Linked DNA regions of Homo sapiens: region 2 is linked to region 1. A link is an interaction called in ENCODE POLR2A ChIA-PET data of the cell type or tissue named here. Cell type or tissue: PC-9. All regions are shown on one strand.

Region 1 (5,000 bases):
GTTGATGCAGTTTCTTCCTAGTCTCGATGGTCTTTACATTTTGGCATGATTTCGCAGCGGCTGGTACCGGTTGTTCCTTTCCATGTTTAGTGCTTCCTTCAGGAGCTCTTGTAAGGCAGGCCTGGTGGTGACAAAATTTCTCAGCATTTGCTTGTCTGTAAAGTATTTTATTTCTCCTTCACTTATGAAGCTTAGTTTGGCTGGATATGAAATTCTGGGTTGAAAATTCTTTTCTTTAAGAATGTTGAATATTGGCCCCCACTCTCTTCTGGCTTGTAGGGTTTCTGCAGAGAGATCCGCTGTTACTCTGACGCGCTTCCCTTTGAGGGTAACCCGACCTTTCTCTCTGGCTGCCCTTAACATTTTTTCCTTCATTTCAACTTTGGTGAATCTGACAATTATGTGTCTTGGAGTTGCTCTTCTCGAGGAGTATCTTTGTGGCATTCTCTGTATTTCCTGAATCTGAACGTTGGCCTGCCTTGCTAGATTGGGGAAGTTCTCCTGGATAATATCCTGCAGAGTGTTTTCCAACTTGGTTCCATTCTCCCCATCACTTTCAGGTACACCAATCAGACGTAGATTTGGTCTTTTCACATAGTCCCATATTTCTTGGAGGCTTTGCTCATTTCTTTTTATTCTTTTTTCTCTAGACTTCCCTTCTCGCTTCATTTCATTCATTTCATCTTCCATCGCTGATACCCTTTCTTCCAGTTGATCGCACCGGCTCCTGAGGCTTCTGCATTCTTCACGTAGTTCTCTAGCCTTGGTTTTCAGCTCCATCAGCTCCTTTAAGCACTTCTCTGTATTGGTTATTCTAGTTATACATTCTTCTAAATTTTTTTCAAAGTTTTCAACTTCTTTGCCTTTGGTTTGAATGTCCTCCCATAGCTCAGAGTAATTTGATCGTCTGAAGCCTTCTTCTCTCAGCTCGTCAAAGCCATTCTCCATCCAGCTTTGTTCCGTTGCTGGTGAGGAACTGCGTTCCTTTGGAGGAGGAGAGGTGCTCTGCTTTTTAGAGTTTCCAGTTTTTCTGTTCTGTTTTTTCCCCATCTTTGTGGTTTTATCTACTTTTGGTCTTTGATGATGGTGATGTACAGATGGGTTTTTGGTGTGGATGTCCTTTCTGTTTGTTAGTTTTCCTTCTAACAGAGAGGACCCTCAGCTGCAGGTCTGTTGGAGTACCCTGCCGTGTGAGGTGTCAGTGTGCCCCTGCTGGGGGGTGCCTCCCAGTTAGGCTGCTCGGGGGTCAGGGGTCAGGGACCCACTTGAGGAAGCAGTCTGCCCGTTCTCAGATCTCCAGCTGCTTGCTGTGAGAACCACTCCTCTCTTCAAAGCTGTCAGACAGGGACATTTAAGTCTGCAGAGGTTACTGCTGTCTTTTTGTTTGTCTGTGCCCTGCCCCCAGAGGTGGAGCCTGCAGAGGCAGGCAGGCCTCCTTGAGCTGTGGTGGGCTCCACCCAGTTCGAGCTTCCAGGCTGCTTTGTTTACCTAATCAAGCCTGGGCAATGGCGGGCGCCCCTCCCCCAGCCAGGCTGCCGTCTTGCAGTTTGATCTCAGACTGCTGTGCTAGCAATCAGCGAGACTCCGTGGGCGTAGGACCCTCCGAGCCAGGTGCAGGATATAATCTCGTGGTGCCCCGTTTTTTAAGCCCATCAGAAAAGCGCAGTATTCGGGTGGGAGTGACCCGATTTTCCAGGTGCCGTCTGTCACCCCTTTCTTTGACTCAGAAAGGGAACTCCCTGACCCCTTGCGCTTCCCAGGTGAGGCAATGCCTCGCCCTGCTTCGGCTGGCGCACGGTGCACGCACCCACTGACCTGCGCCCACTGTCTGGCACTCCCGAGTGAGATGAACCCGGTACCTCAGATGGAAATGCAGAAATCACCCGTCTTCTTCGTCGCTCACGCTGGGAGCTGTAGACCGGAGCTGTTCCTATTCGGCCATCTTGGCTCCTCCCTCCTTTTTTTTTTTTTTAAACAGAGTTTCACTCCCAGCCTGGAGTGCAATGGTTAGATCTTGGCTCATTGCAACCTCCGCCTCCCAGGTTCAAGCCATTCTCCTGCTTCAGCCTCCCGAGTAGCTGGGGTTACAGGCACTCACCACCATGCCCAGCTGATTTTTATATTTTTAGTAGAGACAGGGTTTCACCATGTTGGCCAGGCTGGTCTTGAACTCCTGACCTCAGATGATCCACCTGCCTTGGCCTCCCAAAGTGCTGAAATAACAGGTGTGAGCCACCGCGCTCAGCCAAGACTTTTTTTTTTTTTAAGAGACAAAGTCTCACTCTCACCCAGGCTGGAATGCAGTGGCGGCATCAAAGCTCACTTCAGCCTCGAACTCCTGGGCTCAAGCAATCCTCCTGCCTCAGCCTCTTGAATAGCTGAGGCTATTTTATTTTTGTAGAGACAGGGTCTCAACTGTGTTGCCCAGGCTGGTCTCAGACTCCTGGGCTCAAGTGATCCTCCCACCTTGGCCTCCCAAAGTGTCAGGATTACAGGTGTGAGCCTCTGTGCCTGGCTATACAACCATTTCATGCTCATCTCTGTTGCATGAACTTATGCAGAATCTCTGATGTATAGTAGCTGCTCAGTAGCTACTATGGGCAAGTGAATGAATTAATATGATGGGGAGATGGGGCTATGTGTATAAAACATGCATCTGTCTCCTTGAGAGTCCTTTTGTTTAGTTCACTGAGTACCTGCTTTGGAGGTTCTTGTGTCTGCCATACAAGAGATATAAGGCCCTGTTATTAAGGGGTGCAGAGCCAAGAAAAAAGCCCCTCCATGCACAGCTTCTTTGTTCTGCAGCCTAGAGGCAGAGTTACCTCGATCCTGTTGAACTCATCAAAGCACGCCCATGCTCCAGCCTGTGCCAGCCCCTTGAAGAACTTCCCCATAGCTTTGTAATCCAAACCATCGGAGCAGTTGAAGACCACACACTAGAAAGAGGGAGGATGTGGGTATCATTCAGGGTGGATTCCATCCCATCTGAATTACCCCGCACCATTCAACAGCAGTGGGCTCCTCTCTCCTTGCTCTGCTTGAAGGAGCTGGGGCCCATGCTGCCTGTTAATGCTAAACCATCTTAAAGTTGATGCCTACTTCCCACAGGAGGGGTGCAGAGAGGGCCTGGAAGAGAGGGAGGGGATAGATGGCATTTGCTTACCTGCTTAGCCAAGGCTTTGGCCAAATCTTTGGTGGTTTCTGTCTTGCCAGTCCCAGCTGGACCCTCTGGAGCACCCCCAAGGTTCAGCTTCAAAGCTCCCATCAGTGTCCTATGGGGAAGAAAATAGAACTTCAGTGCTTGAGGTCTAAGACACAGGAAAGAAACCGGCTTTTCATTTATTTTGACTCATACAAATATTTAGGTTAGTGCAAAAGTGATTGCAGTTTTTGCCATTGAAAGTAATGCTAAAAGCCGCGATGACTTTTGCACCAACCAAATAGTTAAAATTTTTCCCAATTATATGAGCAATACAATATCACTGTATTTTACTCGGCATTGTAACCTCAGAGCCCAGCACAGTGTCCAGCACATGAGTGGCACCCATGAATATTTGTTTGAATGAATAAATGAATACATGCATACCTATATAAATGAATCAAATAAAAGTGAGAATACTCATAAACTCTACATTCCAAAGATCACCAGTGCTAATGGAATGGTTAAAATATATTTCTCCAACTAGATTATGAATTCTTTTTTTTCTTTTGAGACAGGTTCTCACTCTGTCGCCCAGGCTGGAGTGCAGAGGCATGGTCACAGCTCACTGCAGCCTTGACCTCCTGGGCCCAAGTGATACTCCCATCTCAGCCTCCCAAGTAGCTGGGACTTACAGGCACACACCACCACACCCAGTTAATTTTCATATTTTTTGTAGAGATGGGATTTTGCCATGTTGCCCAAGCGGGTTGGTCTCAAACTTCTGGGATCAAGTGATCCACCCACCTTGGCCTTCCAAAGTGCTGAGACTACAGGCGTGAGCCACCATGCCCAGCTAGATTATGAACTCTAAAGTTCAGGAATCATATTTGATTCCATTTCATAACCTCAGTAAATTAATACAGCTCCTGGCATGTAATAGGTGCAAGATAAATGTTAGAAATGAATGATGTAATAACTGTGGTTCCATGGCCCATGGTATGAGTTTCTATGTTTTCATTTAGCACTCTATCTTGTAATCATTTGAATATGTCTCTCCCGACCCCCCAGTTAGATTTAGGGTTTCTTGAGGTCATGCATGGTGCACAGGAAACCTCAAAAAATGGTTGTTGAATAATAAGTGGAATAAATAAATGAATGAAGAGCAAAAATCATAGACCATAAAAAACAAGTGGTTGAGGATTTTGAAGGGAGAAAATACTCCCAAGTATTAGTTTTACAATCTAAAAAACTCTCACTGTAAGGAAATATATAAAAGCAAAGAACATCTAAACATCACAAAACCGACAAGTTCACAAAATCCCGATCTCAAAGGCTGAGTTCCACAGAAAATGTCAGAGGACTTTGCTGAGCACAGAATGGCCAGCTTTTTTCATGAGACTGGCTGGCAGAGCATAGAGACCCCTTGGCTACGTTCTTGACCTCACTTCTTGTCTATCTTATGGCCATAGGATCTCCAGGCACCATCTTGATTCCTGCCATTGGAGAGCCCTCTACGTTAAGTCCTGTGTCATGTTCACGGATGTGCACCAATATTCCACTTGTTGGTTCAAATACATTGATTTGCACTAGAATTCCTACTGGGTTCTCATGTCTAGCCTGAAGACCTAGTTTGCATGCCCATCTTTGGGACTATGGAGAATCTAATAATCTGAAGTGTGAAGGGTAAAGGTAACCCAAGACATCCCTAACTTTCCTCCCCAGAGTCTTCTTCCCCTGGAGTTCTCCGTTCACCCCTCAGATCTAGGAGCTCCAGAGTGTACCTGTAGCAGCGGTCGGTGAGGGGTGTGATCACCAGCCGGGGGGAGTTTCCCAGGTACTCATAGCCATACAAGGCTTC
Region 2 (5,000 bases), 140 kb before region 1:
TTAGATATAGAAATGTAAATAGTTATGAAAAAAGGAGAGGGGGGGCTGAAATACTTTGTTTTTTCATTTTTATAGAGATAGGGTCTCTTTATATTGCCCAGGCTGGTCCTGAACTCCTGGCCTCAAATGATCCTTCCATCTCAGCCTCCCAAAGTACTGGGATTATAGGAATGAGCCACTGGAGCCAGCCTGAAGTTTTTAAATAAGTTGTTGGGGTTTGCTTGTTTGTTTTTGAGATGGGGTCTCACTCTGTCACCCAGGCTGGAGTGCAGGGGCTCAGTCTTGGCTTGTAGTGCAATCTCAGCTTACTTTAGCCTCCCGGGCTCATACGATCCTCCCACCTCAGCCTCCCAAGTAGCTAGGACTACAGGCACATGCCATCAGCCCTGTCCAATTTTTGTATTTTTTTACAAAATGAATGTTTTGTTAAAAACATGTTACCGAGGTGGGTCTCAAACTCCAGAGCTTAAGTGACCTGCCTGTCCCAGCCTCCCAAAGTGCTGGGATTACAGGCATGAGCCACTGCACGTGGCCTTAAATAAATTTTTGTTGGTATTTTTGGGTTTTTTTTGTTTTTTTTGAGATGGAGTCTCACTCTGTCACCCAGGCTAGAGTGCAGTGGCGCAATCTCGGCTCACTGCCAGCTCCGCCTCCCGGGTTCACGCCATTCTCCTGCCTCAGCCTCCCGATTAGCTGGGACAGGCGCCCACCACCATGCCCGGCTAATTTTTTTTTGTGTATTTTTAGTAGAGACGGGGTTTCACCTTGTTAGCCAGGATGGTCTTGATCTCCTGACTTTGTCATCTGCCTGTCTTGGCTTCCCAAAGTGCTGGGATTACAGGCATGAGCCACCGCGCCCAGCCGGCCTTAAATAATTTTTTTTAAAAAGGAAACACCTAATATCCATCAGCAAAATAGATAGTACATTGGGATATCTTCATACAGCAGGCTGAATTGCAGCACTGAGAATATATGAACCAGAGCCATGTGTAACAACATGGATGAATCTTATGAATGTTATGGGCAAATAAAGCAAATTGCAGAACTTACCTATAAACTTTTTAAACTTGCAAAGCAGGCGGGGTGCGGTGGCTCATGCCTGTAATCCCAGCACTTTGGGAGGCTGAGGCAGGTGGATCATCTGAGGTCAGGAGCTCGAGACCAGCCTGACCAACATGGTGAAACCCCATCTCTACTAAAAATACGAAATTAGCCAGGCGTGATGGTGCGCACCTGTAATCCCAGCTAATTGGGAGGCTGAGTCAGGATAATCACTTGAACCTGGGAGGCGGAGGTTGCAGTGAGCCGAGATTGCGCCATTGCACTCCAGCCTGGGCAACAAAAGCGAAACTCTGTCTCAAAAATAATAATAATAATAATAATAATAATAATTAAATAAATAAATAAAACTTGCAAAGCAATACTATAAATGTTATGTGTAAAGATATGCACAATAAACAATAAATTCAGCATAGTGATTCCTTCTAGGAGAGGAAGGGAAATGTTATTTGGAAGGGGTACAGTGGGGGTTTCTACTGGATACATAATTTATTCTTTAAGGTCTGTTGTAACTGTATGGCTATTATATTGGTCTCAGTATCTTTTCTTTGTTTTTTTTTTTTTTTTGGAGACAGAGTCACTGTTGCCCAGGCTGGAATACAGTGGCGTGATCTTGGCACACTGCAACCTTCACCTCCTGGGTTCAGGTGATTCTCGTGCCTCAGCCTCCAAATAGCTGGGATTACAGGTGGTTGCCACCACACCTGGCTAATTTTTGTATTTTTAGTAGAGACTGGGTTTCACCATGTTGCCCAGGCTGGTCTTGAACTCCTTACCTCAAGTGATCCACCTGCCTCGGCCTCCCAAACTGCTGGGATTACAGGCATGAGCCACTGTACCTGGCCTCTATATCTTTTTGTATCTGAAATATTTTGTAATAAGAATTTAAAGATACTGGGAATTATGCTTTTGAAAAATACAATTAGCTTTACAGAATATACCTACGTCCGTTCTCTCTTGGCCACATCTTCTGAAATTAAAACTGATGTTTGAGACTAAAAACCCAGAGGGGCCTTGAGATCTTCAGTCATCAGAAAGATTTTTTTTTTTTCTTTTTTTTGAGACAGAGTCTCGCTCTGTCACCCAGGCTGGAGTGCAGTGGCCGGATCTCAGCTTACTGCAAGCTCCGCCTCCCGGGTTCATACCATTCTCCTGCCTCAGCCTTCTGAGTAGCTGGGACGATAGGCACTCACCACAACGCCCAGCTAATTTTTTGTATTTTTAGTAGAGACGGGGTTTCACCGTGTTAGCCAGGATGGTCTCAATCTCCTGACCTCGTGATCCACCCACCTCAGCCTCCCAAAGTGCTGGGATAACAGGCATGAGCCACTGCACCCGGCCAGTCATCAGAAAGATTTTTAATTATACTTATTGGACAAGAAAGTAGACCAACGATTTTGAGAAATATTTCCAAAAAGGTTGTGACAGACTAAAAGAGAGGTTGCAACCTGACAACCTCTGGGTGGAACTGAGCCTACAGACTCATTTTGTTTGGCCTGTACAGTCGTCACTTTTTTTTTTTTTTTTTTTTTTCTTTTTGGAGACGGAGTTTCACTCTGTTGCCCAGGCTGGAGTGCAATGGTGCAATCTTGGCTCACTGCAACCTCTGCCTCTGGGGTTCAAGCAATTCTCCTGACTCAGCCTCCCAAGTAGCTGGGACTACAGGCACATGCCGCCACACCTGGCTAATTTTTTTTTTTTTTTTTTTGTATTTTAGTAGAGACAAGGTTTCACCATGTTGCCCAGGCTAGTCTTGAACTCCCGAGGTCAAGCAATCCACTTGCCTCAGCCTCCCAGAGTGCTAGGATTACAGGCGTGAGCCACCACGCCTGGCCTCACATTTTCAAAAATAATGACTTAGTGTGTTTTTTTGAGATGTCATATTTTTAAAATCTGGATTGCCACCTATTTTTAAGCTATCAGGAAATCTGGCATTCCTAGGCACTTCTTTCTACATGGCAGCTGCTGGCTGGAGCTGAATGGCAACTGTTCCCTTTCAAGGGGGCATTTCCTGTCCAGGTGGCCACTGTCCCCATCCAAGCAAGTCCTCTCATTTATATTACCTGCCAGGCCGCAGAGGCACTTGAGTTTGTAACCAGTGGATTAAATTCCATTTCTCCCTTAACTAGAAAATTCAGTTATCAAAAATATGCCTTCACCTAGGCATTCAGGTGAGTAATATAATTTTACTGGACTGGCTTAAAGAATAATAAGTGTGAGCTTTGGTTTTGCCGTGTTCATAAATGTGGCCACCATGGCAAACGATGTGGTTAAGCAACCCTCAACCTCGGGATGAATTACAAAGCCAGTTGAGAGATACGGTGTTTCTATTAGATGGTTTCAGCAATGCTACCCAACAGATTTGTTGAGAAAGAGCAATTATTTCTAGACTAATTAAAGGTCTTAATTAAAAAACTGTACATCAGCTGGGCACGGTGGCTCACGCTTGTAATCCCAGCACTTTGGGAGGCCGAGGCGGGCAGATCACGAGGTCAGGAGATCGAGACCACGGTGAAACCCTGTCTCTACTAAAAATACAAAAAATTAGCCAGGCGTGGTGGCGGGCGCCTGTAGTCCCAGCTACTCGGGCGGCTGAGGCAGGAGAATGGCGTGAACCCGGGAGGCGGAGCTTCCAGTGAGCCGAGATTGCACCACTGCACTACAGCCTGGGCGACAGAGCAAGACTCCGTCTCAAAAAAAAAAAAAAAAAACTGTACATCTGCCTGGTGCCTCCTGTCAAGTTGCATTTTTATGCAAATTTTCCCTCTTCTATTTTGGTGGGTCTGAAGATGACAACGGCAACACGACAAGAAGTCCTTGGCCTCTACCGCAGCATTTTCAGGCTTGCGAGGAAATGGCAGGCGACATCAGGGCAGATGGAAGACACCATCAAAGAAAAACAGTACATACTAAATGAAGCCAGAACGCTGTTCCGGAAAAACAAAAATGTAAGTAGGCCCCACTTGGAGATTGTGCAGAGGAGAGTTGTTCCTTATGATATTTGTTTATTTCTTTTCGGTCTTTAATCAAGAGGGCTGAGCCGCACAGTCATGGTGGCAGAACTTGGGGCAGGAAGGGGCCAGTGCACAGCTTGGCTAGCTTGCCTGACCACTGGGAAGCCTGTGTTTCTCTCTTCACTTGTTCCAGGTCTCAAGCCAGCCAGTAAGTGGCTCAGTGTCCTCAGAAGACCCTATGAGCCAGGTGACATGAGCAGGCCAATGAGTTTTCAGAGGAGGAGCCAGTCCTCATACTGTACCAGTTGCTGGCCACTCCCATAGGAGGTGTGCAGGAAAGTGGTTTTTTGTTGTTGTTGTTGTTTTTTTTTTCAATTCATAAACTATTCAAAGCCTCTAAATATAAACCCATTTAGAAGGAAGAGAATAGGATTAAGACACAGGGTTTCCTTCATAACAGCTTTGAACTCAAGCCTCTTTGGCTAGCAGAGTGAGATTGCCCTTTGGGACCACAGAACTGGGTAAAATAGTGTCTCCATTAGCTGGTTTAAGGGAACTGCACACACAGCAGGGAGCCAGATTGGACCACCCCCCTACAAACCCTAAAGCGTTAGCTGTTAGCTCCGGGGAAGACCTCCCGGCACTAAGCATGGAAAAAGGCTTTCACACCCGACTTCTCTTCCGTCTCCTCACTGATCTAATGGATTCAGCGCGGTCACTGCTCCCCTCATGAAACTTCCTAACAGTCTACTCTCACCACTTTTCCCTCTCTGACCTCTGACTGTCTCTCTTCAGCCGTGTCATCACACACCCTCCCGCCAGCTGCAGGGGTCCTCTGAAGGTCAGCCCTCTGTGCTGAGGCCTGTGCAACATGCAGCCACCTTGTGATTTAAGCTGTCACATCTGAATCCCCAGCTTTGGCCTCTGCCTGGCCACCTGAAGGACCTCACCACGGCTCAATGGTCCAAAGCAGGGTCATCTTTCTAC

The links. Peaks named below come from ENCODE experiments on the same cell type or tissue, not always from the same donor. Only the 100,000 strongest peaks of a DNase experiment are listed, where the experiment ranks them.
Region 2: POLR2A ChIA-PET joins it to region 1 with 5 read pairs; 2 of 35 experiments call an interaction of 5 or more read pairs at or near these places.

Annotation. Positions count from the first base shown.
Region 1 is chr16:21,046,747-21,051,746 of GRCh38, forward strand. It overlaps DNAH3 (dynein axonemal heavy chain 3), which reads right to left. Exons shown (of 62, transcript NM_001347886.2): 29 at 4,924-5,000; 30 at 3,164-3,272; 31 at 2,823-2,936. Among named protein-coding and RNA genes, the nearest start is that of DNAH3, 100 kb to the right of the region's middle. RefSeq lists an enhancer at 1,076-1,648. In PC-9, no CTCF peak of the experiment used is centred here; no DNase peak of the experiment used is centred here; H3K4me3 peaks cover 637 bases.
Region 2 is chr16:20,911,708-20,916,707 of GRCh38, forward strand. It overlaps LYRM1 (LYR motif containing 1), which reads left to right. Exons shown (of 4, transcript NM_001128302.3): 2 at 3,849-4,007. The coding sequence starts at 3,849. Among named protein-coding and RNA genes, the nearest start is that of LYRM1, 13 kb to the left of the region's middle. In PC-9, no CTCF peak of the experiment used is centred here; a DNase peak (open chromatin) is centred at 2,184; H3K4me3 peaks cover 1,060 bases; H3K27ac peaks cover 3,472 bases.